Linked DNA regions of Mus musculus: region 2 is linked to region 1. The links are chromatin loops, found by intact Hi-C in ENCODE. Cell type or tissue: left cerebral cortex. All regions are shown on one strand. Links, peaks and the distances in the headings refer to the core of each region. The heading gives the core; the rest is flanking DNA.

Region 1 (16,212 bases), core at 3,924-11,923:
TGGTCTACCGAGTAAGTTCTAGGTCAGGGCTACATAGTGAAACTCTACCTCAATCAATCAATCAATCAATCAATCAATCAACTAACCAACCAACCAATCAATGGCTCAGAGGATAAGGGTACTTGTCACTGAGGCTAATCATCTGGGTTTGATCTCTGGAACCTACCTGACAGAGGAACCCTGCCTCCCTCAAGTTGTCCTCTGACCCCCAACCGAATGTCACAGCACACGGCACCCACACAAGTAAATAAATGTTTTTAAGGGTGTGAAACAGCCAGATACAGTGGTACACATCTCTAACCCATACTAGATACAGATACAGTGGCGCACATCTCTAACCCATACTAGATACAGATACAGTGGTGCACATCTCTAACCCATACTAGATACAGATACAGTGGCGCACATCTCTAACCCATACTAGATACAGATACAGTGGTGCACATCTCTAACCCATACTAGATACAGATACAGTGGTGCACATCTCTAACCCATACTAGATACAGATACAGTGGTGCACATCTCTAACCCATACTAGATACAGATACAGTGGTGCACATCTCTAACCCATACTAGATACAGATACTGTATCTGGCCAGGGCTATAGAGTGAGAATCTATCTAAAAACCATAACCATAACTATAGAACTAAGAGGAATGAAATAAGCCAGACATGGTGGCTCACGCCCATAAGTCCTGGAAGGATCATCACTGAGTTCCAGAAAGTCTTAGTTCAGCTACACTGTTGAGATCTTATCTTAAAAAAGGGTGGGTGGTGGGTGGGGTGGAAAGATGGCTCAGCAGTAAAAAGCAAGTACTACTGCGTTTGCTGAGGGCTCAGTTCTCAGCATAGACATTGGCTGGCTTACAACCACAGGTAACTTCAGCTCCAGGAGTATCTGATGCTTCTAGCAAGCACAGGCACCTTTGTTCCCATGCATATATAAAACATTATACAAACAAACAAAAAACCAATAACTTTAATGAGAAAGAACGAACGACACAACAGTATCTAAAATACTTAATTCAGATTGTTTTTTGAGTGTGTATGAGTGTTTTGCCTAAATGTCTATCTGTGTACCACATGCATGCAGTGTCTGTAGAGGGAGTCCGATCCCCTGGGACTGGAGTGACAGACAGTTGTAAGCTGTCATGCGGGTGCTAGGAATTGAACCAGGCTCTGCTGGAAGAGCAGACAGTGCTCTTAACTACCGAGACATATCTCAAGCCCCCTAATCCTTAATTCTAAACATACATTGTACTTACTTTTTCCATTTCAAGGACAGGTGGGGACAGGGAGTGCATCTCAGTGACAGAGTACTCATCTCATATGTGCAAAACCCTAGGTTCAATAACCAATACAACCCTCCCCCTAAACCCAAGAAACAGAAGCATAATGCAAAGTGTGAGCCATCCAGACAGATTAGCAGGTGGAGGCACCTGCTGCCAAGCCTGCTGACCTGACTACTGCAGTCTCTAGGACCCATGTGGTAGGACAGAACTATTCCTGAAGGCTGTTGTCACATGCAAATAAAGACAGAAGACAATTTAGAATAAATGTGAAAACAACGTAAATACAGACCTAGATTAGGGGTGGGGAATCAGTAGACTCTGGCTAGGGATATCTATTAATAACAACATTGGATCAGTATGACAGTCCTCAAATTTCAACACCGCACTGCATTTATATTACAGGACATTTGTGTTTAGTTGAGGTTCATATTGAATTATTTAGAGGGAAGGCTCACAATCTCTACTGAGCCATATACCACCTTACCCTCAGTCTGTTTTCCTACTTTGTAAACCTGAAATTGTTTCAGAAAGGTTTTGTACGTAGTAGTTTAAGTGAATAACGGCTCCTATAGGCTCCTATATTTGAGCACTGGGTCCCTCGTTGGTAGAACTGTTTGAGAAGGATTAGGGTAGGAGTATGGCTTTGCTGGAGGGGGTGTGACACTGATGATAAGCTTTGACTAGAGACATTCCTAATTAGCTTGCTCTCTTTCTCCCCCTCAGGTGTTGGATCAAGATTTAAGCTCTCACCCATTGCTCCAGTGCCATGCCTACTGCCATGCTCCCTATCATGACAGTCATGGACTCACCCTCTGGACCTGTAAGGTCCCGAAAAAATCTTCTGTAAGTTGCCTTGGTCATAGTGTCTTAGCAACAGAAAAGTAACTGAGGCAGTAGACAAAGTAAGTTATATAGAAATGAAATAATGAAATTTAACAATGTATAGGAAAAGACCCAATTGCTAAATTAACTAACAGACACATAAATAAAAACAAAGCAAAACTTTAAAATGACAGCAGAAGGAGAGGAAAAAGACAGTTAGGATCTGTCCTGCTGTGAATACCTAGTATCAGCCATCAACCCGGGTTTCTGTAACTGTCTTACCTTGATCCACACGCTGTCACTGAGAAAGCTGAATGGTATGGATGGATCATCTGGTGTGTGCTTGTTTAGAATGGAGAAATTAATGGACTCTTTAGCGAGTCGGGGTGGAGTTCCAGTCTTTAGTCTTCCTACCATAAATCCCAACTTCTCCAGAGTCTGAGCCAACCCTATGGAGGGCTGATCCCCCAAACGTCCTGCAGGATGCATCTCCAATCCAATTATGATCATGCCTCTCAGAAATGTCCCAGTAGTCAGAATTACACTCTCTGCATAAATTGTACTTCCATCTGCTAAATGATTAAGAACAAAACAAAACTAAACAAACCAGTAAAGTATTTTCCTCATTGTTACCACAGAAGAAAATAGAATGTAAGTACTTTATATGAGAATTCCAGAGCCAGCAGTGGTGGTGCACACCTTTAGTCCCAGGGCTCAAGAGGTAGAGGCAGGTGAATATCTGTAAGTTTGAGGCCAGCCTGGTCTACAGAGTGAGTTCTAGAACAGCCAGGGCTATACAGAGAAGTCCATTCTAAACAAAACGAAACCAAAAAACCTCAAAAGCCTCCACCACTGCAAAAAAAATAATTACAGAAAAACTTCCTGTCTCTAAAAACTTGAAAATTTTTTGTAGTTCTTTTTAAAAACTTTATTAAAGCATGAACAAATGTATTTTTCATCAATACATATGTATGTGTATTTAATTGTATTTATGTATTTATTTGAGATAGGCTCTCTCTATGTAGCTCTGGCTATTCTGGAACTCACAAAGATCCACCTGCCTCTGCCTTCTGAGCACTGGGATTAAAGGTTTGCACCACCATTGCCTAGCAATAAAATACAATTTTCAATATAAACTGTTTATTAAAGTACTAACAAACAGAAAAACAGTACATATTTATGATGTATATCATGGTGTTATAGGTACCTTGTACAAAATGAGTCCCATAACCATACCTAGAAAAATCTCGCAGCCAGGCGTGGTGGCGCACGCCTTTAATCCCAGCACTCGGGAGGCAGAGGCAGGCGGATTTCTGAGTTCGAGGCCAGCCTGGTCTACAGAGTGAGTTCCAGGACAGCCAGGGCTATACAGAGAAACCCTGTCTCGAAAAACCAAAAAAAAAAAAAATCTCAGGGTACAACATTGTATTATCAACTATAGTTGATACCTTTCTACACATTTCATCTCTAAAAGCATCCAACTTATAAGTGAAAGCTTGTTCCTATAGATCAACTTCTCTTTATTTAGCACTCAAAACAAAGAATTCCAAATGAATAAGAAACCTGCATGTAGGCCACAGTGCTGGGTGTCTGTGACCTCAGCACTGGAACAATGGAACAGCCAGGCTGGCTGTGTCAGTGAGCACCAGGATCAGTGAGAGACACTGTTTCCAAAACTAAGCAACTCTGGAGCTTGGTGAGAAGGCTCAGCAGACAAAAAGGAACTTGCTGTAAAGGCTGGTCCCTGGAACCCACACGGTGGAAGTGACGTAATCTCCTGCATGCTGCTAACTTCCTTGAGTGTGCCAGACATGTCCCCCAGTAGTGTGAAAATAAATAAGCAGAAAAAATAAACGAGTGTGGAAGACACCTAATGCTGACCTCTACCCACTACACACACGTGCACAATCACTCTGGATGGCTGTATGTTGTGAATCTCAAGAATCTAAGCAGTGTTGTAGCAGGGGAAGCACGAGGTTCCTAAAGAAGCACACAGGCCTGCTGCACTTGGTGAGGGTACAGTCAAAAGTTAACTGACTTTAGCATTTTGGTTAAATACAACATGATTTCTTCTCTTTTTTAAATTGTCAGGTATTGAAAGGAATTTTTAAAATGTATAAAATAGCCCATGTGAGGTGCATGCCTTTAACTGCAGCACTTGGAAATTAGAAGCAGGTGAATTTGTGTGAATTCGAGGCCAACCCTGATTACACAGGAAAACCTCACTCAAAAAAAAAAAAAAGAAAGAAAGAAAGAAAGAAAGAAAAAAGTTGTATCCACTTCTGAATGCTAGATAGTAGCTGGAAGAATGGTAACTGATAGAGGGAAGAGAAGAAACTAGTAAGACTGAACTAGTTCCTCCTTGCAAAGGTCAGAAAGGAGAGAACCAGAAAGGCTGAGGTTGAGGAGCTGGGCTAATTTTATGTCAAGCTAACATTGGCTAGAGTGTTCTGAGAGGCACTGGGAAACTGCCTCCCTAAGACCGGGCGGTAGGCAACCATATAGAACATTTTCTTGAGTAGTTATTCATGTGGGAGGGCCGAGCCTGTTGTGGGCGGGGCCACGCCTGGACTGGAGGTCCAGGGTCCTCCTGTAAGAAAGCAAGTTGAGCAAGCTAGTAAGCAGCACTCCTGTGTGGTCTCTGGATCGCCTCCTGCCTCCAGGTTCTTGCCCACTTTGAAGTCCTGTTTTGGCTTCCCTCAGTGGACTGTGGTTCAGGATACTAAGCCAAATCAACCCTTTCCTCCCCAGCCTGCCTTTCGTCATGGCATTACATCACAGCAATACTAACCTTAAGTAAGACAAGAAAGTAGGGGTGGGTGATGTAGTGAAATCTGCCTCACATGGGTTTTTTTTTTTTTTTGGTTTTTTTCTAGACAGTGTGTGTTGGGGTGGGGACCCTGGTTGAGATGGCTCAGTGGATAAAGGTGCTTTGCCAAACTTGATGGCCTGAATTCCATCCCTCATACCTATGTGTGTAAAGTACACACACACACACACACACACACTTCACACAGAAAATGAACAAATATAGAAACAAATTTATGATAGAAGAAGCTGGATAAAAGACACAAATTGTTTTGGAGTATTACACTAAAACAGTATTTTGTTTTGTTTTGTTGTTTTTGGGTATTTTTTGTTTTGTTTTGTTTTGTTTCGAGACAGGGTTTCTCTGTGTAGCCCTGGCTGTCCTGGATCTCACTCTGTAGACCAGGCTGGCCTCGAACTCAGAAATCTGCCTGCCTCTGCCCCACAAGTGCTGGGATTAAAGGTGTGTGCCACCACTGCCTGGCACTAAAATAATATTAATGAACCTAGAATTTGACTGAGATTCACGATGGTCAAAATGAAGAGACGCATGACTATTTACATAATTTTCTTATCCAGGCATTGAAAACCAGAATTTCCTGGAACAGCAAAAATGTCTGCATGCTCTTCTCTAAAGCAAGTTTCTCACAGAGTTTGCTAGGCTGGTATTAGCATTATTAGCCAGTACATACCCAGGACAACACCTCTGACCCTGGACTTCCCAGGGTACCCAGGCTCTGGTTCTGCAAGAACTAGATCTTCTACAGCTCCCTTCTGAACAGTGAGTAGGGGCGTGCTCAGGATTTCTTTCTGTCAACAGAGAATGCCAGTTGAAAGAGCAGTTGGAGAAGCCCACAGTCCCTCCTGGCCTCACCGTGGGTGCTCACCCCTGGCCTCGCCTGTGCTCACCTGCATGTTCTGTTTATAAAGTTTCCGGTCAATCTGTGCTCTCAGTCCCCACACAGCAGGGCCCTTACGCCGGTTTAGCACTTTGTAATGTATACCAGACTGGTCACAGATCCGGGAACACAGACCATCCAAGGCATCCACTTCTCTCATCAAATGCCCCTTTCCGATGCCACCAAAGGAAGGATTACAGGACATCTGACCTAAAGAGAATGGATATGATCATAATAGAGTACCCTGTACATATTACTTAATAAAGAGTGCTCGGAAAGGTAATCAGACTAATCAGATTCATTTAAAACAATAAACCCCAACACGCTCTCCTCTAACTTCAAAGAGAGGAGGAATTAGCAGAAAATGGGCGACTCATTCCCGTTCTCTGCATTCCTATGGACTCTATCGTCTAAGCCAAGTTACCTTTCTTCTTTGAAGCCAAGGAATACTTGATAATGTACCACCTTCCTTCATCACTTTGGTCAGGCGTGATTGGGTACACCTTGAATCCCAGCACTCAGGAGGCTGAGGCAGATGGATCACTGTGACTTCCAAGCCAGCTTGGTCTACACAGCACTGTCTCATTTATGAGAATCATTAGTAGGCCTCTGAAATGTTTTTTAGACATATCCTACAGCGTTGATAGAACACAGGTTTTGCACTACTGTGTATATGTCTAAAAGAATTTAAATCTGTGTGAAGTGACAAGTGGACTTCTATATTTAACGAGACACTACTCGCCAGAGCCTAGAAGCGGGATCAGCCTAATGTTTATCAAGTGTCGGATGGATAATGAAAACGAGGTGCGTAAGCTGAGGCGCCTATCAGCACAAAACACGCAATGGAAATACGGAACGCGACAAGCGGCGGCAGAGCTTGACAAGCTCTCCGTGGACGCACCACGTCGGTCGCTTAACAAGACGGGTGTGAAAATGTTAACTCGGGATTTCTCTGAGATGACAATACGGGGAGGGTCAACCCAGCGACCTGCCCAGCAGCCGCCGTGGCTTTCAGTCCTCCGCTCCCTGACCCCGGGCACCGGCCACTCCGGTCCACCGCAACCCTGCCCGCGCTCGGTCGGACGTAGAGTTCCCGCCGCGGCCGCGGGGCTCCTCACCGATCGTGTCCACGCGGTGCGTGAGAAGCAGGGTCCGCGAGCCACAGCGAGCGGCGGCGGCGGCCGCCTCGGTCCCCGCGTGCCCTCCTCCGATAACTACCACGTCGAAGTGCGGGGTGCAGGGCGCCGCGCTGTCGCTGCGGAGGCGACGCAAAGGCAGCCGTCTGCCGAGGGACGCTGCGGCCCAATGGCCACGGCCTCGGAGAAGGAACATGTTGAGGGAAGCTAGCTAGAGACGCCCGGAACTGTCACCGGAGTAGAAGCCAGCTGGGCGTCGCCATCTTGGCCGAGTCAGCGCGTAGCGCGCCTGCGTCCAGCGACGCTTTTGATTGGCGGGTTGGAGCTTCGCCGCGGGGAGGTGCGCGCAGGCCCTGTGCGTTCTCCCCCCCCCTTCCTCCCCCCGCAGGTACTTTCAGCGCTGGCGGGAGATTCTATCTTGGAGGTTGAGGTTAGGCTTTTCCCGTGGACTTGTCTTTATCGCCAGGTTGCCACCTATGAACAATAAATTTGATCATTTCGCCTCAAAATCTTCTGAGAGGTTAGTCGACTAAGGCAATCCGAGTTCTAATCCTCATCTTGAAGGCCATCTGGGTCTACAAATGAATATCACGTCTCCAAATCAAAACTCCATTATTTATATACAGCTTAAACATTTTTTTGACATTTATTTTATGTGTATGATTGTTTTGCCTGTGCATGTGGTGTATGGGTGTGTGGGTGTGCGCGCGCGCCTCGATCTAGCCTATTCCCACAAAAGTCAGAAGAGTGCATCAGATTTTCTGGAGCAATAAAAGGTTATGAGCCACTATGTGGGTGCTGAGAATCAAACACGGCAGGTTCTCTGCAAAGAGCAAGAGATCTTGTTCACTGAGCCATTTCTCTGGTTCCTATTTAAACATAATATACACACAAGACATGGAGAATTAAAAAATGTGTAACTCCTACAAAGTGCTCTGTCCCTACTTTAAAGGAATGCCAGTCTTTTGTTGCTAGTAGCTATTTTTATATGCATATACAAGTTTTCCTCTGAGTTGAAATATTCCTTCCTAGAGGAGGGAGTCTCATAAAAGTCCAGAAGTGAACAAAGTTTACAGGTTCAGTCCCAGGAAGATTTATAAATTGCCAGGCCCACCCCTACTTCAGGCTATACAAGCAGGGACCATTGCTAGGGGGTAGACTCCAGGACCATCAGATGTGCAAGTCCTTCGGGGGCTCAGGGATACAACTTTTGTGAGTTGTCATCCATACTGCCCTGGACTTTTGTAATGCAGTCTTTGAGTCATCCACACTCCTGTAAATACCTCCAAAAAACTTATAGTTTCACTAAATTATATTTGAGTGGAATAATTTTCTTTGGCTTGTTCTTGGTGCCCTCAGGTAAATATACATTTATTCACATTTTCACAGGAGGGGGAAAACTCACACGGCACAGGAACGCTAGTATTTTGTATATAAATTCTGTGATTATACTATCTTTCACTTTATTCCCCTCCATTTAACTATATATATTTAAATTTTTAATTGCATGTATTCATTTGCATGTGAGTATGTGTATGGGCTTACTCATACTACAGTGCACATATGGAGATCTACTTGAGAGAGTCAGTTCTCCTCATCCTGTGGGTTCTGGGAATTGAACCCACATCATCAGATTTGACAGCAGATATTTTTACCTGCCAATCATCTGTCCAGTCCCCTTAACAATATATTTGCTTAGCTGGGCACGATGGTGCACAACTCAGGCAGAGCTCTGAGTCTGAGGTCAGCATGAACTACACGGTGAGTTCCTGGATAGTCAGGGTTATGTAGAGAGATCTTGTCTCTGAGAGAAAGTGAAAATAAGCAAAAGAGAAAAAATGAAAAAAAAAAGTCTTCTACATTGTATCCAATATTGGCTTGTTTGTTGATGGTAGGTGTTTTTAGATGAGAGAGAGAGAGAGAGAGAGAGAGAGAGAGGAGAAAGAGAGGTGAGCATAAGTGTGTATGTCTTGGTGAACATTTGGGACACAAATGTCAAGTTCTGAGGAGCCAGTGATCTCCTTCTACCTTGTTTTGAAGCAGGGCCTCTCTTATTATTTCTCTTGATGTTCTGTGTACTCCAGGACAGCTGGCTAAAGAACTTAAGGCCAATTCTCCAATCTCTGCCTCCCACCTTGCAGTAAGAGGGCTAAGATTGTAGAGGTATGTACCAAGATATACCATGTATATCTTTTATGTGGGTTCTAAGAATAAAAAAAAAAAACAGGTGTCAGGAGTGCATAGCTATCCAGTGAGCCATCTTCCCAGCTTCTAGTGTGTTTTTGAGATATCTTACTTTGCAACCCAGAGCGAACTGGAACTCACAGCAATCCTTCTGCCTCAGTCTGCTGAGTGCCAGCATTTCAGATTTATGCCACCATGTTTCACTTGGATTTCTTTTTCCTTTGAGACGTGTCCTTTCTATGTATGCCAAACTAGACTTGGATTCCCCATCCTCCTGCCTCAGGTACCTAAGTGTGGAGATTACAGGTGTGCAGACTCTGTCTAGCACAGAAGCGGATAGTTATGCTTTAACCGTGGATAATGAAATTGGTTTAAATGGGATGTGATGTTTCACAAACATTGGGCATTTTTCAAGTATCATCAAATATTTACTAGCAGTTCTCTCTCAACTCCTCCTGGCTCTGTTCTTGCCTCTCTCAGTCTGGAATTGATATATAGATCAGGCTGGTCTTAAACTCATGAAGATCTCCCTCCAAAGTGTAGGCACCAAAGTAGTTTGCTTTTTTTTTTTTCCTTTCTCTAACAGGTTTTCAAAGTGTTTATATTAGAGTTATGGCCCGTGCTAGCTAAAATATACTACTTCTTAATATTTTGAGTCAATAGCTTAAACCATTGATTAAAGAATCATAGACTCAGTCAGGCAGTGGTGTCTCATGCCTGTAATCCCAGTACTCGAGGCAGAGGCAGAGGCAGAGGCAGAGGCAGAGGCAGAGGCAGAGGCAGAGGCAGAGGCAGAGGCAGAGGCAGAGGCAGAGGCAGAGGCAGAGGCAGAGGCAGAGGCAGAGGCAGAGGCAGAGGCAGAGGCAGAGGCAGAGGCAGAGGCAGAGGCAGAGGCAGAGGCAGAGGCAGAGGCAGAGGCAGAGGCAGAGGCAGAGGCAGAGGCAGAGGCAGAGGCAGAGGCAGAGGCAGAGGCAGAGGCAGAGGCAGAGGCAGAGGCAGAGGCAGAGGCAGGGGATCTCTTGAGTTCAAGGCCTGATCTACAGAGTGAGTTCCAGGATAATCAGGGCCACACAAAGAAACCCTGCATCAATCCTGCCCCCTCCCCAAAGAATCATAAACCCAGTTGACACTTACCTGGGAGAATCCCTCTCACCTACATTTGAAGACCAGGCATTAATCTGTTCACATGCTATGTATTCAGTGCAGAATCTTCCCTTTTCAACGAAGACATTACTCATAGACTCAGAACCAGAAAGTTCAGTTGTAGCCCAAGGACAGATAATAAAGACAATAGAAACCGAGTTTCTGTTTGGGAAGTCTATAAAACCCTCATGTGGAAGGTAGTTTGTTACTCTTGTATCAGCGTCCCCAGGATGGACCTCGGATTTATTGTTTGAGACAAGATCTCACTCTCTTATCCAGGCTTGTACTTCTGGGCTCAAAGATGCTCTGCTTAAGCCTCCAGAGCAGCTGGAGCTACGGACCTATGCTCCCACAGGTGATGCTAAGAGTTGATTAACTAGAAAGATTCACAACTAAAAGAATTACAATTACAGTATGGTTGTCGCAGTGAATTTTGCTCCTTTCAAAAATCATTGTTCAAACTTCATTCTCTCCGATGCTCATGCCTATTCCATACTCTATTGCACTGTTTTCTTCTTTTTAATTCCTCCTCCTCCTCACCCTCCTCCTCCTCCTCCTCTCCCTCCCTTCTCTTCTTCTTTTCCTCCAGATAGGGTTTCGATGTATAGCCCTGACTGTTTTAGAACTAGCTCTGTAGATCTCCAGCTTACTGCCTCTGCTTCCCTAGTGCTGAGACTAATAATGGAGAATGCCACTCTACTGGCAAGACCTCACAGAGAGGTCTCCTGCTCAAGTGTATTTCTGCAAAGTAGGCAGCGTTTCCATTCCCAGGTGTGTCTACTTGCCATTCAAAAGCGAATGCTTGTTAGACAAGTTCCCATTTTGAAAACTCATGTACAGGCATTGACAGGAAGGAGGGAAGAGAGTTGCAGGGTCAATAGGATGGCAGCACACTGATCGGTGTCTTTTTATTCAGGCTACATGTATCTCATAATATATGGTACATACACACGCGCGCGCGTGCGCGCGCGCACACACACACACACACACACACACACACACACTCACACACACACACACACACTTTACAAAAAGTTACACAGAGCAGCAATTTTTGAGCTTTATTTTAAGGGACACACAGGATTGCATAATAAGGTGTGGAATATAGTAATGTTATTATTATAACATTCTGATGTTAGTTGAAAACTAAGTGTTGTTCTGAGCCATGTAAATCTTCAGAAGACAGGTTTTTGTTTTTGTTAGCACAGTGGAAGGCAAAATGAGTTCCGCCAAGAACAACTTTAAAAGAAGCAGCCACTGTTGACGAGACCGACTTTAGAAATCGCTTTCTGAAAGTCTGCATTAAAGGACTACGGAATCTCAGCAGCCAAATCAGGATGGCTTACACCGTGCTGCTCATGAAACTCACACAGGCACTTTGAATATGTTCTTTAAGAGTCGGTGTGCTTTTTAGAAAGATAAGTTGAAATACTAATTCCAAGCAGTTAAATCTAACTTGAAAAGGTTCAGTGAGTTTCTATTTCTCATTAACAAGAACAGTAAATTTTGATTTAAAGTTTACATAAACCGGGCGAGGTGACGCACGCCTTTAATCCCAGCACTTGGGAGGCAGAGGCAGGCGGATTTCTGAGTTCGACGCCAGCCTGGTTTACAGTGAGTCCCAGGACAGCCAGGGCTACACAGAGAAACCCTGTCTCGAAAAACAAAAAAAACAAAAAACAACAAAAAAGTTTACATAAAAAAGTTGTTTATCAACTACAAATGTACGAGAGACAGTAGTGTCCTGAAACACATCTTGGTGGTAGGCGGCAAATCTAGCCATCTGAGCTGTCAGTGGTTTCCGCGTCTGTGCGGTAAAGGAGAGGTTTCCCGGCCAGTGGCTCAGTGGGTGGTTCCCCAGCTAGTGGCTCTGCTGGTCCCCACTGGTGAAAAAGTTCGCATCTCTTGGACCGCCTCTTCCTGGCGCTGACTTCACGCGTGCTCCTGCGCCTGCTCGCGGCGGATACTGACCGGCTACGTTCCCGCCATATATTTAAGTTTCATTTCCAGCGGCCACTGAGAGTTCCCCTTTTCGCGGCCTTTCTTCGAAGTCGATTTATTCTTTCCCGGACCGAAGAGCGGCAGATATGGAAGATCCGCGTAGAAGGACGACGGCGCCACGCGCTAAGAAGCCGTCCGCGAAGCGCGCCCCGACGCAGCCCAGCAGGACCAGGGCCCACGCGGAAAGCTGCGGCCCGCAAAGGGGGGCTCGATCGCGGCGGGCGGAGCGTGACGGGGACACCACGGAGAAGCCACGTGCCCCAGGGCCCCGAGTGCATCCAGCAAGGGCCACTGAGCTCACCAAAGATGCACAGCCCTCGGCCATGGACGCGGCAGGAGCCACCGCGCGGCCTGCCGTCCGGGTGCCCCAGCAGCAGGCCATCCTGGATCCGGAGCTGCCCGCCGTACGGGAGCCCCAGCCGCCCGCGGATCCCGAGGCGCGGAAAGTCGTAAGGGGACCTAGCCACAGAAGGGGCGCGCGCTCCACCGGGCAGCCCAGAGCGCCGCGAGGGTCCAGGAAGGAACCGGACAAGCTAAAGAAGGTGCTGGACAAATTGAGATTGAAACGCAAAGATATCTCGGAGGCGGCCGAGACGGTGAATAAAGTTGTGGAACGCCTGCTGCGCAGAATGCAGAAACGGGAGTCGGAGTTCAAAGGTGTGGAGCAGCTGAACACTGGCAGCTACTATGAACATGTGAAGGTGAGCGTCAAGACCTGCTGGAGGGGCTCCGGCCCCACTCCTCACTTGCCTCCTCAGCTGTTTGGGGGTCCCACACTCTTAGGGCCCCCCTCCCTTGGAACACCCCAGTCTTTTTTTTTTTTTTTTAATTCATCCAGTTAGCTCACAGCAAGCAATATTGATAGCTAGTTAGTTTGCTTTGGAGGGATGGGACAGGTGACCTTAAAGTAGTCGCAGGGGAGTCATCTTTATTAATCCTTCCCCAACTATAGCCTCTAGATTGAATCTAGTCCATCCCTGAGACTTTGGGACCGCCTGCAATTAGGGCAGAATTGTATACAACTAATTGGGAGAGGTGGCTGGGTACTCAAGTGAGGGTCCGTTGACATTGTCGCACCCCCTATGAGCGAACGTCATCTACAAGCCTACCTCTAATGCTCTTCGGAGAGTAGGCCCGGCTGAGTTCCTGAAGATGATGGTGATAGCTATTCTCTGCTAGTGAAATGAGCCAATTCAAGCCAAATTAAAATATATTAAGGCAGGTTTATTAGAAAGCTGCTCTTGGGCAGGTTCACTGGTCCTAAGAAAAAGGCCAGGGTAGTCACTGTGGGGAGGGAGACAGAGGGAAGAGGGAAGAGAGAGAGAGAGAAAGAGTGTGCCCACGCAGGGAGAGAGAACATACAGAGAGGCAGAGTTGGGTAGAGAAGGAGGAAGAGAGAGAAGAGAGAAGAGGGGAGAAAGGGAGAGGGAGAAGGAAGGGAGGGAAGGAAGGGAGAGAGAGAGAGCGAGAGCGAGAGAGAGCGCACAAAATGCCCACATTATATAGAGAAGAGCTGCTTCTGGCGGAGGGGAAGCCCAGCCCCTTGGCTGAAAGGTTCAGGGCAGAGGCTGAAGTATGCTAGCCATGCTCTGTAACAGGTAGGGACTGAGGGACCTGGGAGAACCTGGAGGCCAGGTCGGCTTTGGTTAAATGCGCACCTGGATCTGAATCCAGACACCTCAGCCTTTTGTTGATAATAAATGAATAAGGGGCCTCGCAATTGTCTATGGCTACTTTGCTGACATTGGGGTGCCATGATCAGGGAAGGGGTTCAAAACTGGAATGCTGACCAAGTCTGAGAAGAGCAGGCTGTGTAACTTGCTGTCCAGGTTGTGGGACTGTTCTGGATTTGGGATGCTAATAACAGATAGGAGCAGAAGATAAAGTTAAGGAGGTTAGGGAGAAAAAGAAATTTTCTTGGGTGTACATTTGAAACCTTTAGGCCCATGGTCTTGGTAGTTGGGGTGGGGCTCCCAGGACCAGGGAAAGGGGACTAGATCCCCCCTCAGGAATACACAGGTAGGGGAGGGAAGCAGGTTATTGATTGGCAGTACTTATCTGGAGTCAATTTGACCTGTGAGAAGTGGATTCGAGTGGATGCCCTGAAGCTTAGAAGTATCTTTTTAAGTTTACAAAAAGAGATAAATATTAGAAGTGTTAGTTTTACCACTGTTCCATGTTAAACTCTGAACTTTGAGGTCTCACCACAATGATAGCACAGCGAGGGGAGGGAACGGGAGGGAAGGGGAAGAGATCTGAAGCATTTTCCTTCTCCCTTAGCTCACTTTCCTTAGCATTCAAGGTTTTCACGACCTCCAACCTTCATACCTTACCTTTAGCAACCTCAGAACACCTTGCTATTTCCTCGCGCACTTTCTTAGACGCTTTCCTAGCCTCAGACCTTACATAAACTGTAAACTGTTTTTCTGTTCAAAATCACCATGAGACACTGGCGGGAACACTCACTGTAAAGTGAGTTCCTTTAGTAAGAAATAGTAAAAAGTTACTTCTCTCATTGGTCTTCAAAGTCTTCAGAGACCTGAGAAGGATAAAATTTACCTAAGTAAGCAGGAACAATAATCCAAAAATGGCCTATATATCAACTAAAACGACCGAGGCGAGTCTAAAGTCTACTACCTAAACAATTGTCCCAGGCTCTGTGGCCTCCATGGCACCTTGTGCAGAGGCAGTCTTTGGCCATTTGGTCCAGACTATGAGAGGCTTTTCCTGTGGAGGAGGAACATGGGAGAGACAGACCTCACCTTGTCTTAGGCAGCATGGACAATTAACTCTCTGGTGTCCTGTTTGTCCATGGTTCAGGCTGGCCCTAGCCTGGGCAAGGCAATGTGGCAGTCTTTCTTGGTGATTAGTGTAGTACAAGCTAGGTGGAGTCCTTTACCGATATGCCAGGATCTTCTTGGCGACCTTGAGGTGGTCACTGCCAGGATTTAGGAGTTTCTGTTTGTCATGGTAAGTTTAAGCCTCTTAAATGCCAGATTCAGCAGGTCTCTGAAGTGCCTGAGGACCATCTGTCAATCTAAAGCATACTGGAATAGACAAACTTTGCTTGTTTCTAGTTGCCAGTCCTAGGTTTAACCTTAAAAACATGTGCAGGTGGGCAAATGAGCTTGAAGAGCTAGTGCAGACTAATCGTATCTGGTATCTGAGTTAAACAGTCACTGTCTGTTTTTTTTTTAACCTCTTACAGTTTAGTTACCTCTTCTAAACTGTACCTGTAATATTAAAATGAAATACCTTTTTAAGACATAGAGCATAGCCATAATTTTCAGAAGACAAAAACTAAGTTCTAGCAAGTGCAAACAATGTAAGGTCTCCAAAGTTAATACCAAGTGGGTGACTATTATGTTACACGGTTTGCCTGTCAGGTAGGGACTGAAGGATGCTGGGAGAACCTGGTGGCCAGGGCCACTTTGGCATGTTAAATATGCACCTCAGCTGATTGTCCAGGGCCTGAATCTCAGTAGGTGGCAGTGTGTCCCAGAGGCTAATCCTGTGCAACACTAGTGAGAATTGTAAGAAATAAAGGAAAATGTAGTGGTTTCATTCAAATGATGTGGTAACCCATCCCAGCAGGGAGGCAGAGGCAGGTGAATCTTTGTGAGTTTGAGGCTAGCGTGGTTTACATAGAGAGAGTCCCAAGACAGCTATGGCTCTATCGAGACGCTGTTTCAAACCAAACCAAATAAAAGAATGAGCCACAACAACGTGCAATATGAATGTGTTATAAAAACTAGTGCGCATACCCACTGCAAAACATCAAGCAAAAGAAACTGAATGAGTAAGATCGGCAAAGGGGCAAAAAACTATTATGCACAGATGACATAATTACGTATAAGCTATTAAAACGGCCAGTGAGCTAGCAAGTCTACTAGACACAAAACCAATAAACTAAAAAGAAAAACAATA
Region 2 (16,212 bases), core at 3,096-11,095, 90 kb after region 1:
CTGGGCTCTTTGTCCCCCTCCCTCCGCTTTTTGTTTGCTTTTTCTTCTCTTCTCTTCTCTCTTCTCCTTTCCTCTCCTCTCCTCTTCTCTTCTCTTCTTTTCTTTTCCAAGACAGTGTTTCTCTGTGTAGCCCTGGCTGTCCTGGAACTCACTCTGTAGACCAGGCTGACCTCAAACTCAGAAATCCATCTGCCTCTGCCTCCCTAGCACTGGGATTCCAATGTATACCACCAGGCCCAGTTTAAAACAGAGGCAGGCTAGCCAGGTGCTGGTGGCCCAGGCCTTTGATCCCAGCACTCGGGAGGCAGAGGCAGGCTGATTTCTGAGTTTGAGGCCAGCCTGTTCTACAAAGTGAGTTCCAGGACAGCCAGGGCTATGCAGAGAAACCCTGTCTTGAAAAATCAAAAAAAGAAAGAAAGAAAAAAGTTAGAGGCAGAAGGGTCAGGAGTTTGAGATCATTTTCAGCTACGTGGAGGTCAGCTTTAGCTACAGGAGATCCTGATTTCACACAAGCAAACACATAAACAGGTTGAGGGGACGGGGTTGTAGGAGATTTGATTGACCTTGCCCAGCATCTGTAAAGCTGTGAAGTTGATCACTAGGAATTCAAAAACAGGACTAGGTGGCACATAATACTCTTAACTCTTTGGGAGCTAGATCAGAAATTCAGGGTCATCTTTAGTTATATAGTGAGCTCCAGGCCACCTTGAGCTACATGCGATATTGTCTCAAAATAATTTTTTATGTTTCCCTCAGGAAATGATCATTGCTAAAGCAAGTACATGTTTGAGTCCGTGACTAAACACAGATGAAAGACTTCCTGTTTGGAGTATAAGGGAAATGTGTTTCCACTCGATTACAAAAAAGCTCTGTCTAAATTCGTGCTAGTGGCACACACACTTTTAATCCGGCACTGGGGAGGCAGAGGCAGGTGGATCTGTGAGTTTGAAGCGAGCCTGGTCTACACAGTGAGTTCTAGATCAGGCAAGCATATACAGAGAAGCCTTGTCTTACAACACTGTTATGCCAGGGAAATGTTAGTGATCCTCAAACACACACAGGAACCAATCTGATGCGACTCACAGCAGGGTCTTTATTCTATTCAAGCTTGCTCGGACCCCCCAATACACCACCACCACGCAGGATCGTTTTGGTGGTGTGTGTGTGGGGGGAGCAAAGAATATCTTATCAGGGCAAGGTTTTATAGTAAGCAGCAAGCAGGGAATACGTGTGCAAACAGCTAATTGGAAAGCTGCTGTGACTGTTAACATAATTGGCTGGTGCTGAGAGTCATATCATAAACTTCTGCTCTGTTCTGCATTGGTGGTCCTTAGGCAGGGGATGGGCTTGTACCCTGGAGTGGAGGATTGTTGGGGGAATAACTTAGAGACACTGGTCTTGTTGAGGGTGTAACCTGGAAACTCTGGTTTTACTGGGATTAGACTAGAGACTGGAGCTAGGCTCGGATTTTGTTGGAGGCAATTTGGGAGCTAATGCTAGGTACCAGCCTGTTAGTTTACCTGAGTTCAAACTTAGGTCAGGTGCTCTAAAATGGAGTCTGGACTTAAAAACTTTGGCATCTCACACCCACCCCCACCCCCCCACCCCAAAACTTTAGTCTGCCTTGCAGAATTCTATCAATACAGGAGGCTCTTGTGCCCCCTCATGGTGGAATGCCAGCAACCAAATTCTGTGTGCAGAGCAGGTCCTGTGTAGTGGAGTAGGTTATGGGTAGCAACACTTCAGTTTCAGAAAAAAAGCACATTTTGAATGAAACAGTATTGGACAGGATATTTCTGGAGATTTTGTCAACAGTTAAAATGTGAGAAAAATAGTGGAACACAGCAGAAAATGGAGATTCTCTGAGTCTGTACTGCATTGGAATCAAAGCCATTTTTAAAGTAACAACAAAGGCCCGAGATGAAGAACAGTCAGCTAACTTTTTGGGGGAGTCAGGGGGGTTCGAGACAGGATTATCTTATGCAGAGATCCACCTGCTTCTGCCTCTACCTCCCAAGCGTTGGTATAAAAGGCATGCACCCCCTTTGCCCCCTCTGGCCAGCATTTTTTTTTTTTTTAGCCAACTGTGGTGTCTTACCACAAAGAGCTGATCCATTTTTCTCCAGACACTTTAGACAGCAAACATTTCCCTCTTCAAAATCAAATTTCAGTTCTTCAAAATTAAAGCGACTTATTTTTTTTTAACCCTTCTGCTTCGTTTCCTTTTCACTATGCACAGCAGCGGTTTATATGAGGATATTTTCATGTAAGTGTACCAGGCACTTGGAGTGTGCCCCTCCCCATTTCTCCCCCTCCCCCTCCCATTATTCATCTTTGTCTCTGGTACAATTTCTGCTTCTTTCCGGTGTTGTGTACATCTGTTTTTTGTTTGTTTGCTTGTTGTTTGTTTGTTTGTTTGTTTGTTTGTTTTTGAGACAGGGCTTCTCTGTGTAGCCTTAGTTGTCCTGGAACTCACTCTGTAGACTAGGCTGGCCTCGAACCCAGAAATCTGCCTGCCTCTGCCTCCCAAGAGCTGGGATTAAAGGTGTGCACCACCCCCGCCCCGCTGTTTTTTTTTTTTATTCGATATTTTCTTCATTTACATTTCAAATGTTTGCTTGTTTTTGAGACAGGGTTTCACTATGTAGCCCTGGCTATCCAGGAACTCAGAGATCAGCCTGCCTCTGCCTCCTCACTGTTGGGATAAAGACATGCACCATGCACTGTGACTGACCATCTTTGAATGTCTATAGAAATCAAGTATTGCCACATGAGGAAAAAAACAGGAGGAAAAAAACAGGCACAGCTCGTCTTTCTGAGACTGGCTTAGTTTACTTAGTAGAATCCCATCTGCGGAAAGGATACAGATACTACTTTAAGGAATCAAACTGATTCTGGCCCCTCCCCTCCACTACTTAATTTTAAACTTACATACATTTTAAACAAACACTACCAGAGTGAGGCATGTGACCTGTGGGAGGTAGTGTACTTGGCTGGAATGGCGAGACCTTTCTTCAGTCTCAGCATCGCAAAGAAAGAAAAGCAGAAACTTAGCAAATACTTCATTCAAGTGGATCAACTCCCAGTGGGTGGCACCTTGCTTCTCAGCTAGCCCGAGTTCAGTTCCAGGGACCCTTGTTGTGGAAGGAAACAACTGACTTCCACAAGTTGTCCTCTGACACATTTGCCAGGGCACACAGTTATCCCCACTCCCATATAGACAGCTACTACACACACGCCCTAACATGATAGAAAATGTATTATCCGTTTCATGTTCATCTATTTTCTCCTTCCAAGCAATGAAAGAGTTTTATTTTCCTGTATACATTTCCAGGGTTATTTATTTATTTATTTATGGTTTTCAAGACAAGTTTTCTATTTGTAGTTCTGGCTGTCCTGGAATTCAATCTGTTAGACCAGGTTGGCCTCAAACTCAGAGATCTATCAGCCTCTGCCTACCAAGTGCTAAGATTAAAGTCATGTGCCACCACTTCAAAGCTTCCAAGGGTTTTTAAAAAGTGGTATTTATTTCCTAACTTCTCCCTCTCCCCCTCCCTCCCCCTCCCCCTCTCGGTATACCCCTCTCCCTCTCTGGAGAAGGTAGGGATCAGAGGATATCTTGCTGGAGTTGGACCTCTCCTTTCATCTGAAGGTTCAGGGGCTAAGATTCAGGACGTCAGGGCCTGGCTGCAAGCTGAGCCATCTTGCTGACCCTGTTTGGTTTTTGAGACAGGGTCTCATTGTTATGTAGACCAGTCTGGCCTTGAACTTGTGGCAACCCTCTCTCCTTAGTCTCCAGGTTGTTGGGATTATAGGCATGACCCACCAACCAGCCAGAGTTTCAGTTATAACAGAGTTCCAGTTATAAATGTATAATATGTTCCTCTTTCCCCATGTCAGATATTCCATTTAATTAGCTCTTTTTGAAGGGCCATTGGGTATTCGGACCTTTTGTCTTTACAGGTGTGTGGAATTCATTGAGTACTGTTGTTTTGTTTTCATGTCTGTAGGCTAAATTTCTAGGGGGAAAACTGCTGTTCTAAAAGCAGGAAGCTCCTGGGATTGGTGGGTAAGTGAACCACCTGTCTGGGATGCTCAGGGCCCTGGCTTAAGTCTCCAGCACCACTCCCAAAGCCCAGATAAACAAACCTCACTTGCTCTTACTTTTGCCAACTGTAACCACTTTCCTTCAGGCAAGGTGGCACCAATTTCACTCCCAGGAGAAATGCAGAGAGATTAACAGTTTCTCAACGCCCCCACCCAGGCAAACTTTTTTTTTTTTTTTCCTGAGCCCGTAGGTGCAGCATTCAGTGAATGCTCGTGAATCCTGGAGAAAAGCAGTCAGCAATGAAAGGTTGTCTATGGTAATGTTAACTGATGCTTGATGTCCAATACTGAACTGAGAAGCCAGTATTCAAAATCTGACCTTGGGAGGGTGAATGCTCTGTATTTGCTCAAAGCCCACCCCCCAATGCACACCACACTTCCTACAACAGCAAAGATTGACCTTGCCCATGAGAGTGTGTGCAATCGCTCCCAGAAAAAGGGAAATTCAGGAAAATACTGTGAATTCCATATGTGTGGCAGATGAAGAACAACAAATCAAAGTAAACCACAAAACCAGGAGCGTTCATTGTTGTGGAAATGAAAGCTGTCAGACCCTACTGTGGGCAGAGAGCTGTTTTCGGTAGGTGGTACAATGGAAAGCTGGCCCACCGGGCAGATATGGCTGTGTCACACATAAAATCAACTCCTTGGGTGAAGGAGGCTGGAAAACCTGAAGTTTAACCAGGGCTTTGCAAGAGGACCTACTATGAATCAACCCAAACAAAAAAATCCCAATACTACCTCCTTAAGAAAAGCCAAGCAAAAGGGCTAACCATAACAATAACCAAGGCCTTGGACATCTGTACAGTTGAGGAAATCAAGTTGTCAGTTGTGGTCCTGCTTCACTTCACATAAAACAAGAAACAATACAAAAACCAACCAACCAAACCAAAAACAGGGATTGACTCTTCAAACTGTATTTTATCCCCAGAGCCATCCTGAGTCTGTCTTCTATCTATCTTGTCTTTTGGCAGCAGCTTATCCAGGGAGGGAAGACAAAGACGGGCAGCTACTAGTTGGAACAGTCTTGCCCTTCTGGTCTTTGAGAATTATTGTGGAGCATTTTCCACAGAAGAAGACATGGAGAAGACAGTATATTCTCAGACACCAAGGCCATGTCAGCTAGCCTTCCTAATGAGCCAGTGTCTTTAGGATGACTTAGGTTGTAGGTTAGTAGGAAGCAGAAATGTGGTCTTTTTTTTTTTTAAAGATTTATTTATTATATGTAAGTACACTATAGCTGTCTTCAGATGCACCAGAAGAGGGTGTCAGATCTCATTACATCACGCATGGTTGTGAGCCATCCGTGGTCTTATAATACAAGATATGCTGTGTCCCTGTCACTGTCGTTCTATAGGTTGGTTTTTCTCTATTTTAGGTTTTTCCTTTTTTTCTTTTTTTTCCCCATCCCTTTTCCTTCTTGCTCCAGTCTGGCTCACTCCAGACCCTGCTTGCTCCGGGTCCATGGGTTTTTTTCAGTACAAAGTTTTTCTGTGTAGCCTCAGCTGTACTGGCCCTCAATAGACCATGCTGGATTCAAATTCAGCCTGCTTCTGCCTCCTGAATGCTGGAATTAAAGGTGTCTACCACTACTGCCCAACAAGTGTTGTATTCTGTATGTGTCTGTGTATACATGTATGTATACACACACACACACACACACACACACACACACTTCTCCCTGGTCCTCTCTAAAGGGAGGTTGACTGAAGGAACTGTCAGTCAGCCTGTCAGCCTCTTCAGAGGGGAGGGATCTGCCTCCTAGGCAAGAGTAACCAGGAGTCTGATGGATTATTTATTTATTATATGTACACTGTAGTCAGACACACCAGAAGAAATCATCAGATTTTGTTATGGATGTTTGTGAGCCACCATGTGGTTGCTGGGATTTGAACTCAGGACCTTTGGAAGAGCAGTCGGTGCTCTTAACACTGAGCCAGCTCACCAACAGTCTGATGGTTGGTACTCAGCACATGAAACTCCTGGGATTCGACCCTGGACTTTTCCTCTGTATGAACCTTAAGAGAGGAAGCAGAGCGCCACCTACCGGAGACCTAGTAGATACTGGGAGCGCAGTGTGACGGGATGGGACAGGGAGGGGTATACAGGTGTGTGGGATCCCCGCACCTTCCAAAGAGGTGGAAGAAGCTATGAGTTTGGGACAGAAGGTGATTTGCTAGCTGTCCAGAATCAACCAAGCCGTTTCGTTTTATCCTTGCCTTCCAGCTGAGCTCTCAATCTGGATCCCGATACTTCGTGGCCCTCTTTCCTACCCCTCCACTATTTTTACGGATTGATTTCCTGCTAATCCAATTTTTTTTGTTGTTGTTGTTGTTTTACGGAGCACAGAATCTAGGGCCTCCCACATGTTAGGCACCCAGTGTACCACTGAGCTAGATTTGAGTGTGTGCTTTGCCATCTCTGCAGGACCTGCATTGTGGGTAGAAAATAAAAGTAATGTTACTTAAAAACATGTTGGGAATTTGAAAGAACGTTTTCAGACAAGAGTACAGGACGCTATTTACATGGAGAAATTAAAAAACAATAAATTGTTTGATAAATAAATAAAAATACTTTTTTTTCGAGAGAGAGGGTTTCTCTGTGTAGTCCTGGCTGTCCTGGTAGTTTTTTTTTTTTAAATATATTTTTAATTTTTAAAAAAGATTTACTGTTATATCTACGAATATTCTGCATGTACACCTGCATGCCAGAAGAGGGTGTGAGATCACATTATAATGGTGTGAGCCATCATGTGGTTGCTGGGACTCGAACTCAGGACCTCCGGAAGAACAGCTAGCGCCCTTAACTGCTGAGCCATCTCTCCAGCCTCTTTATCTGGGTTTTTATGCCAGGGTAATACTGCATCGTAAAATACGTTTGAGAACCTTTCCTTCCTATTTCATGGAACAGTTTGGATAGTACAGATGTCGAATCTTTGAAGTTCTGGTGGAATTCTGCAGTGAATATCTTTGGTTCTGGGCATAGCTCACTTATGAGACTTTTCTTTTTTCTTTTTTTTTTTTTTTTTTAGGTTTTTCGAGACAGGTTTTCTCTGGCTATCCTGGAACTCACTCTGTAGACCAGGCTGGCCTCGAACTCAGAAATCCGCCTGCCTCTACCTCCCAAGTGCTGGGATTAAAGGCATGCGCCACCATGGCCCAGCGAGACTTTTTTTTTTTTTTGATTTATTTATTTTATGTATATGAGTACACTGTAGCAGTCTGTCTTCATATACGCCAGAAGAGGGCATTGGATCCCATTACAGATGGTTGTGAGCCACCATGTGGTTGCTGGGAATTGAACTCAGGACCTCTGGAAGATTAGTCAGTGCTCCCAACCATTGAGCCATCTCTCCAGTCCAAGAATTTTATTTCCTTAAATTTTTTATTTTCATTTTATGTGCATTGGTGTTCTACTTAGATGTGTGTGTGAGGGTGTCAGATCCCCAGAAACCAGAGTCACACCCAGTTGTGAGCCGCCATTGAGTGCTGGGAATTGAACCAGGGTCCTTTGGAAGAACAGCCAATTGTCTTAACCACTGGGCGATCTCTCTAGCTATTGTTATTATTACTGCTTCAGTCTTGTTGCTGGTTGCTAGTTAAAGTTTCCAATGCTGCAAAGAGACACCATATCCAAGGCAATTCTTATAAAAGACAACATTTAATTGGCGTCAATTTACAGGTTCTGAAGGTCAGTCCATTATCAGGCAGACGTGGCACTGGAGGGGCTGAGAGTTCTACATCTTCATCTGAAGGAGGCCAGGAGCAGACTGTGTTCTAGGCAGCTAAGAGGAGGATCTCAAAGGCCACCTTCACAGTGACACACTTCCTCCAACAAGGCCAAACCTCCTAACAGTGCCACTCCCTGGGCCAAGCCTATTCAAACTACCACCTTGGTGATGGATCAGTTTAAATGCTTAATTTCACCTGGCAGTGATGGTAGGTGCCTTTAACCCCAGCACCAGGGAGGCACAGGCAGGTGGATCTCTGTGTTCGAGGTCAGCCTGTTCTACAAAATAAGTTTCAGGACAGCCAGGGCTGTTACACAGAGAAACCCTGTCTCAACCAAACCAAAGGAAACCAAAACACAACAAACCTTTACTTTTTCCCCCCTGAGACAGTGTTCTTCAGTCTCCCTAAGTTTGGTTTGTGTACTTAGCTCAGTTTCTATTACTGTTGATATCAGCTTTATTCTATCCTGGTCAGATAGAATACAGAGGTGATAGAACATTTGCACATTTGGAGATGTTGATACTGCCCTTGGGATGCTAAAATTCTGTCCTTATTTGGGAAATTGGACAGTATAGAAGCAGTCTCAAACTCTAATCCCAACAAAAAATGACCTAGGTGTCATGTTAAAGTAGTTCAGTTGGGTTGGGGACCTACAACTGGATTTCCGATAAGATCTACTCATGCAGTCTTCCTAGACTGTGTTTATAAGTGTGTGTACCCACGTGTGCACGTTCTTGCGTCACATCTGCAGTTGAGATCCAAGTGCCCTGTACAGATGAACCCTCCACCTTGTGCAGAGGTGGTTCTATTCGTAGACTGCAGCAGAGCCATGTCTACCTGAGCATCCGCAGAAGCTGGCTAGACATGAGGTGTGACCAGAGCCACAGGCTGGCGTCTTCAGGTAGAGGAGGTGGGTGGTGGGCGGAGACACTCCTCTGGAATCAGTTTTCTTACTTTTAGACTCTAATTCTTTTGAAAACTACAAAGACTGGCCTTTAAAACTGCTGGGAGATGGGTTAGAGGTGGAGACATTCACACAGTGTCTGAAGGACAAAGACGGGAGGCAGCAGTGAAAGAATTACAAGCCCTGCTGGTCGCTCTAGGATCGCAAACGCCTTCTGAGGCGCATGCTCACCAGGCAGAGGTAAGCCTGTGCCATTTTAACATAGCGTCCATGGTCCATGAACTATTTCAGGCTTGAAATCATTGACCTGTAGCTTCAGGAATGGTTCCTTGACCTGTTTTTCCTACATGCAGGGACCTGTGACAATCCTTTGGGAGGAGGACAGACATAGCTATGATCACAGGAGGCCGCTGAAGAGGCTGTAATGAGAATAACCCCAAACTTCCACTAGCCTTTGCCTCTGCCAATTTTACAACAAGCCCAGAATTTACTCTTTTAACTCTGAGATCTGTGTGCCCTGTTATTCTTTTAAAAACACACTGTCCACAGGCTGCTTGGCACAGTTATAGCCACTGCATCTGTCTTTTGGTGACATGCAGTGACACTCGGTTCTTGATAAAGAATAAAAGTCACACAACCAGGGCTACATAGTAAGACCCTATCTCGAAAATAAAAGTCACAAATGTGCAAAGATTCTCTAGTTTGTTAAACATGCTATGAAACAGCCAAGTTTCTAAGGCCACATTCCAGCGAACATCTGGTGTTTTCCAAGCCTGGCTTCAGCCTGTCCCTGTAAGGCCCCACATTGACTTTGAACTTTGAGCTCTTGCTTCATGGAACTAACCACTCTTCACTTGGTTTAGTTATTGAAGGACCCCAGATACTAATCACCCGGACTTTGACTTTCAATAACTTTTTAAATTTGACACACTAGTTGCTTTTTATTATTATTATTATTATTATTATCATTATCATCTATCTATCTATCTATCTATTTATTTATTTATTTATTTATTTATTTATTTATTTATTTATTTATGGTTTTTCAAGACAGGGTTTCTCTGTAGCCCTGACTGTCCTGGAACTCACTTTGTAGATCAGGCTGGCCTCAAACTCAGAAAACCGCCTGCCTCTGCCTCCCAAGTTCTGGGATTAAAGGACTGTGCCACTGAAAGATCCTGACAGAATGTAAAAGGTCACAGAATCCCTGAAATTGGCAAGAAAGATGTCACTGTTAGCAGAACTAGCTTCACTGATTTAGAAAAATAGAGGTGCACAATGCTCTGGCCACTCCTTGAACCTGTGTGTCTGCCAATGTTTTGACTGTTCCTTGACCCATGTGTGTGCACACTGATGAAGCCCATTGCCAGGTGTTTGTGATATTGGTTGCTGAGAGAGTCAGAAAATCTCCCCAGCAATTACAGCCCGGTCAATCTTGAGTTGCTACACCTGCACCAGACTCTTTCCTTGTACCCCTCCCATACCCATTTCTTGGGAATAGACATTGTTTAGATCTGGAAATCCCCTACTCCCTCCTTCTCCTTTCCCCCCTGAGGGCCTATAAAAACTGGGACCTCTTTCCCCTCGAGGTTGACTCCTCTACCCCTGCGTGGGATATGAGTCATCCCTAGAGCTCTGGCTTTCCCCGAATAAAGCCTCATGTGGTTTACATCAAGCTCGGTCTATCATGAGTTCTTGGGTGTCCGCTATTGTTCTGAGGCCTGAGCGAGGGGCTCCTCTCGGAGTCTTTCACCACCACGCCTGGTACTATTTGCTTTTGATTGCATTTCATTTCTGACTAATAAATATTTATCTAGACGCAACTATTTCTTTTTGGTGAAGTTCTGTCTCTCTCTGGAAGAGAGACTCTTCCAGAACTCTAAGCACTCCCTTGGCCCCATGACCTGTTGACTCCCACTCTAGGGGCCCAGAGGCTGAGATTCCTGCAGTCTGTGGACACGCCCAACTCCTCTGCCCATGTCTGTCATACACACAAAGTATCCTGTGCCTAGCTGCCTGGGGACTTGTGTGCCATGTTGCACACACTCACATCTCACACTGGCAGCGTTCTGAGCTCTACTTTACCCCTGAAGCTCTGGGCTCAGAGATGAGGGAGTGATCAAGAGCTGGTGCGCACTTGAGACAGCGAGCTCAGAGTCCCAGGTTCTTCCTGTGCAGTTAGGAACTCTAGCAGCAGGAGACACCGAGCCGGTTGAATTGATGCACGCACGGCAAAGCTAATCCTGCGCTACACTGGCTATTCTTTTCATTTGATTTTGTGATACAAGAAGATGAACTTAAAGCCTCACACAGCTTTATCACTAGGCTGTATCCCCAGCCCTCTGTTTCAACCTTAGCTTATTATTATTATTACTATTACTATTATTAGTGTGTGTGTGCTTTTATGTTGCTTGTATATGCAGGTTCTCATATTTTCATAGAGGCAGAAGAGGGCATTAGATCTCCTGGAGCTGGAATTGTGACAGTTGTGAGCCTCCTGGAAACAAACCTCCCTTCCTCCTCTATAGCAGCAATCTCTCTGGCCATCATTTTAAAACTATTTACTTATGTTTTTAACTCGGGGACAGGGTTTTTTCTTTTCTAAAGATTTATTTACTATTATAGGTAAGTACACTGTAGCTGTCTTTAGAAGAACAGTCTTGTCCTTATGGCTCTTAATCACTGAGCCATCTCTCCAGCCCAGGGACAGGGTTTTGCTGTGTGTTTGTAGGTGTCCTGGAACTCCTTATGTGGATCAGTTGGCCTTGAATGGGCCCCTCCTGCTTCTGCTTCCCCAGGGCCGAGATTGCAAGCTTGTGCCACTGTTGTGCAGCAGTCGCCTTCCATCTGGAGAGAGGGCTCAGCAGTGAAGGGCACTTGTCCTAGCAGAGGACTCAAGTCCATTTTCCAGCACCTACATGGTGTAACTCCAGTTCCAGGTATCTGAAGCCCTCTTCTGTCCTCTGTGTGCACCTGGGACACACTGGTGTACATGGGTACATGCAGGCAAGCCACTAGTTTGAAGTAGTTTTTTTTTTCATTTATTTTATTTTATTGAGTGTATGGTGGAAGGGTGAAAAGGGAGGGGGGTGGCATCTTCCCATGCTGGGATGATCTGTGCCTTGGGAAGGAAGGCAGCCAGTCGGTCCAAACGGGTTAGTGTGTAGTCAATCGAGGTGCTTTATGGAAAAGATTTGGGGGCTGGTGAGACGGCTCAGTGGGTAAGAGCACCCGACTGCTCTTCCGAAGGTCCAGAGTTCAAATCCCAGCAACCACATGGTGGCTCACAACCATCTGTAACAAGATCTGACTCCCTCTTCTGGAGTGTCTGAAGACAGCTACAGTGTACTTACATATAATAATAAAATAAATCTTAAAAAAAAAAAACATTTGGTTCTGGCCTCCCATTTGATTCTCAAAGGGCAGTCTGAGAAGCCTTTTAGATTGTCAGGGAATCTATCTTTGGTGAAAGTATTCCATGGCCACTGTGTGCCCCCTGAGACTCCCGTTTACTCCTTCAGCTTAGTCCGGCCTTGCATAGAATTTGAAGGCACAGATAGAACTAGAGGCTGCTGGCACCTCTTCCAAATGACTAACTCCTGGTGACATGAATGATAGCAGCTCTCACTGTGATAGTTTAGCCCCTCCCCAAACCAGATTCTTGCAGGCAACACTCAGAAAGCAGAGGCAGACTGATCTCAGAATTCAAGGTCAGCTTGGTCTACAAGGCCAGTTCAAGAACAACTACTTACAAATACCATGCCTCAGAAAAACAAACAAACAAACAAAAAACCAAGGGAAAACAAACAAAAGGTCCCAATTCAAAGAATGAAATCTAAAGATGTTTGGATTGGAGTCCTCTTCTGGCAATTTGGTCTTTATGCATGTTTAATCAGCAAATGTGGTTCTCAGCAGGATGGGCATTTGACAGTTATCACTGGATTGGCAAAGCTCTCTTCCGGACTCTGCCCACACCCGACAACCTCGTGATCCACACACCCAAACAACAGGCAAAACATTCGGAGACATCTTGAAGTAGTTCTATATGAATTAAAACAAAGAAAGAGGGCTGGAGAGATGGCTCAGAGGTTAAGAGCACTGACTGCTCTTCCAGAGGTTCTGAGTTCAATTCCCAGCAACCACATGGTGGCTCACAAACATCTGTAATAAGATCTGACACCCTCTTCTGGAGTGTCTGAAGACAGCTACAGTGTATTTATGTATAATAATAAATAAATCTTAAAAAAAAACAAAGAAAGAAAGAAATGAAGAGAAAGAAAGAAAGAAAGGAAGGAAGAAAGGAAGGGAGGGAGGGAGGAAGGAAGGAAAAGAAAGAAAGGCAGAAGTCTTGGATCCAGAATAAGAAATAAATATAAACCCAGAATGGCTTTACTATTATAGTAAAGGAAGTATAGGAAGACTCCAAATATTTCTTTTTTTAAAAAAAGACTTATTTATTATTATAATTAAGTACACTGTATCTGTCTTCAGACACACCAGAAGAGGGCATCAGATCTCATTACAGGTGGTTATGAGCCACCATGTGGTTGCTGGGATTTGAACTCAGGACCTTCAGAAGAGCAGTCAGTGCTCTAGCCCACTGAGCCATCTCACCAGCCCCAAATATTTCTTATTGCATATGATCCTGAGAAATCACATGGTGAGGGAGAAACCGCATTAATTTACCTTATTTTGCATATATATACACATATGTAACATATATATAATATATATACATATAACACACACACACATCTTCAATCAAGTTATCTGAAAATAACAAGGAGGGCCTGAGTTGGCCCAGTTGGTCATTCTTCAGTGTTAGGTCACAGGGTCATTTGAGAGCGTTAAGGAAATCATAAGGTAAGGAGATACATATGTTTGAAATGGGGAAGTCTTACACAAGCTGTTTCTTATGCCAAAAAAGCTTACTAAAGAAGTGCAGCCGGGGCTGGTGAGATGGCTCAGTGGGTAAGAGCACCCGACTGTTCTTCCAAAGGTCCGGAGTTCAAATCCCAGCAACCACATGGTGGCTCACAACCATCCGTAACGAGATCTGACTCCTTCTTCTGGAGTGTCTGAAGACAGCTACAGTGTACTTACATATAATTAATAAATAAATAAATCTTTAAAAAAAAAAAAAAAGAGTTAAAAAAAAAAAAAAAAAAAGAAGTGCAGCCATTGTGTTGGAGGGGAACCTCTCAGAAGCAAAGGGGAGGGGTGATTGGGGGCAACATTTGTGATGTAAATAATAAAAGAAAACTAATTAAGAGACAAGAAGTACATCCATGTTATTTATTATGTTGAGGAGAGAAAGTGGGCAAGGACAGTGGAAGGAAGCTATCTTACACAGGGACAAAGTCAGCAGGAGGCTAATCACACAATGTTGAACAAAGGAAACAGATGGGGTGACTTGAACATTTCAGATGGAGCACACTGTGGCCTTGGGACTGATAATTGAGTCTCTTCATGAGAAAAGCCAAGTTCCCAGGAACCAAAACTCTCAATCCTTCAAGGCCAGGACTTCATCCCCAAACTGGCCTTGACAAGTCTACTCCTTAGCAAAGACACAGAACTAGGGTCTTTTTTGTCCTTTTACTGAGGCCTCTGATGAAGCCTAAAATTGGTCTACTCTCAATAAGGCCCAAGACACATTCCAAATCATGGCTAGCATTCTTCACGAGCACACCTTTTTTTCCCCCCATTAACTTTTAAGGGACTGCCGGGCGTGGTGGCGCACGCCTTTAATCCCAGCACTCGGGAGGCAGAGGCAGGCGAATTTCTGAGTTCGAGGCCAGCCTGGTCTACAGAGTGAGTTCCAGGACAGCCAGGGCTATAAAGAGAAACCCTGTCTCAAAAAAAAAAAAAAAAAAGAAAAAAAAAAAAAACTTTTAAGGGACAAAGAGAAACAGCCTCAGAGTGGTGTGACAAAGGGGTCTTGGTGTCTACATTAACCTTCACACTGGGGAACAGTATTTGGGGGTCTATACCTTTGAGCTTGTCTTTTCCATGTAAGAACTCTGCCCCAGGCTCTTGGGAGCATGGCAGAGCAGGCTATACCACCAAGCTGCACTCTCAGCCCCGTGAAACTTTTCTGAAGCCCAAGTAATTTTAAAGAACACATTTGAAGGACACATCAAATTTTTATTTCAGATAAAGTCCAGGAATTGCAACAAAGAGCTTGGACATTTGTTAGTCTGGTGGAGTAGCACATGATAAATCACTCAACTGTCCTTTCTACACCTGCACAAAGGGACACATCTCCAACACTCAAGGGAAGTTGGTCACATGCCCATCGTGGCCTTTCTGCCGCACACCTGGCCAGCCATGGGAACTTGGAACTAAAACTTGGAACTAAGCCCTGGAGAATTCTTCACTCAGGGTTTTTTTTTTTTTTGGTTTTTCGAGACAGGGTTTCTCTGTGTAGCCCTGGCTGTCCTGGAACTCACTTTGTAGACCAGGCTGGCCTGGAACTCAGAAATCCACCTGCCTCTGCCTCCAGAGTGCTGCACTCAGTGCTTCACTCCATCTGTAAAGGGACCTGGTGGAGGCAGTGCAGCATGCCCAGAGGATGGAGAGGAGAAGGATGGAGAGGATGGAGAGGAAAAGGCTGGAGAGAAGGAGGGCCAGCTGAAGAAACATGAGTGTGGAGCCTGGACTGCAGAGAAAGGCTAAAGTGCAGGCAGGCTTGAAGAACAGGGCCTCCACATGACCATAGGAAAATGGCACAGAACAGGCAGGCAGCTGAGCGCTTCCTTTCCAGGCTAGGACAATGCACTCAGCTCTAAGGCAAAGGCAGTCCTCAGCAGGACTCCTGACTCAGCCCTTGCTGTGCACTGTAGATCTCCCAGTTGTCTCTACTGGCATTGCTCTCCTGGGACATCTCCTTTCACCACGAGTTTCCTTCCCTCCTCTGCCATAGGCTGTCAGGCTGTGACAGGGACTCTTTCATGAGCAGTGTTCAAACACAACTCATCCCTGTGGCTGAGACCCTGTGTGCACATATGTGTACCATGAAATGCGGAATGGCTAGGTTGTCATCTGTTTTTAGCAAAGTGAAGGGTCCTTGAAGAACGAAATTCTATAGCTGAAGAGAAATTAGCAGTGGACACCAAGATAAAAAGAGGCCAGCCCTCCTTTCTGGTAGGGTATACAGCCTTAGGCATGTGACAGGCATCTCGGAGGCCAGCCAGATCATCAGGTAATGATTAATAACCAAGACCCATGAACCATGGATTAACTAAAATCATGAATCAGCTTGTGGGTGTGTGAGTGAGGTCAGCGAGAATGACCTTGTTGTGGATAAGAGCCCTGTCTGAACTTGGCAGGAAGGATCAGTAATTCTCACTAGCTTGGAAATGACATTGCTAATGGTGACAAAGCAACTTTCCCACAGGAGTAACTGCAGGGACTCACAGGCTGCACTGAGACCTAGAGCAGGCTGGACAGAATGTGACTGGTCACCAGATA

What was found. Hi-C counts contacts between places; a loop is a spot of excess contacts. Peaks named below come from ENCODE experiments on the same cell type or tissue, not always from the same donor. Only the 100,000 strongest peaks of a DNase experiment are listed, where the experiment ranks them.
Region 2: it touches region 1 in a loop (2.5-fold over the local background); 3 of 42 quality-filtered maps call a loop at or near these places.

Annotation. Positions count from the first base shown.
Region 1 is chr9:78,439,238-78,455,449 of GRCm38, reverse strand. Mto1 (mitochondrial tRNA translation optimization 1) reads right to left here and starts at 7,240. Exons shown (of 12, transcript NM_026658.2): 1 at 6,940-7,240; 2 at 5,832-6,031; 3 at 5,615-5,732; 4 at 2,397-2,686. The coding sequence starts at 7,153. Cgas (cyclic GMP-AMP synthase) reads left to right here and starts at 12,213. Exons shown (of 5, transcript NM_173386.5): 1 at 12,213-12,986. The coding sequence starts at 12,372. In left cerebral cortex, for the core only: no CTCF peak of the experiment used is centred there; DNase peaks (open chromatin) are centred at 5,823, 6,727 and 7,208; H3K4me3 peaks cover 1,698 bases; H3K27ac peaks cover 1,261 bases.
Region 2 is chr9:78,348,186-78,364,397 of GRCm38, reverse strand. No RefSeq gene overlaps it. Among named protein-coding and RNA genes, the nearest start is that of Gsta2, 9.1 kb to the right of the region's middle. RefSeq lists a cis regulatory region at 1-5,465. In left cerebral cortex, for the core only: a CTCF peak has its summit at 6,165 (motif pointing left); a DNase peak (open chromatin) is centred at 6,140.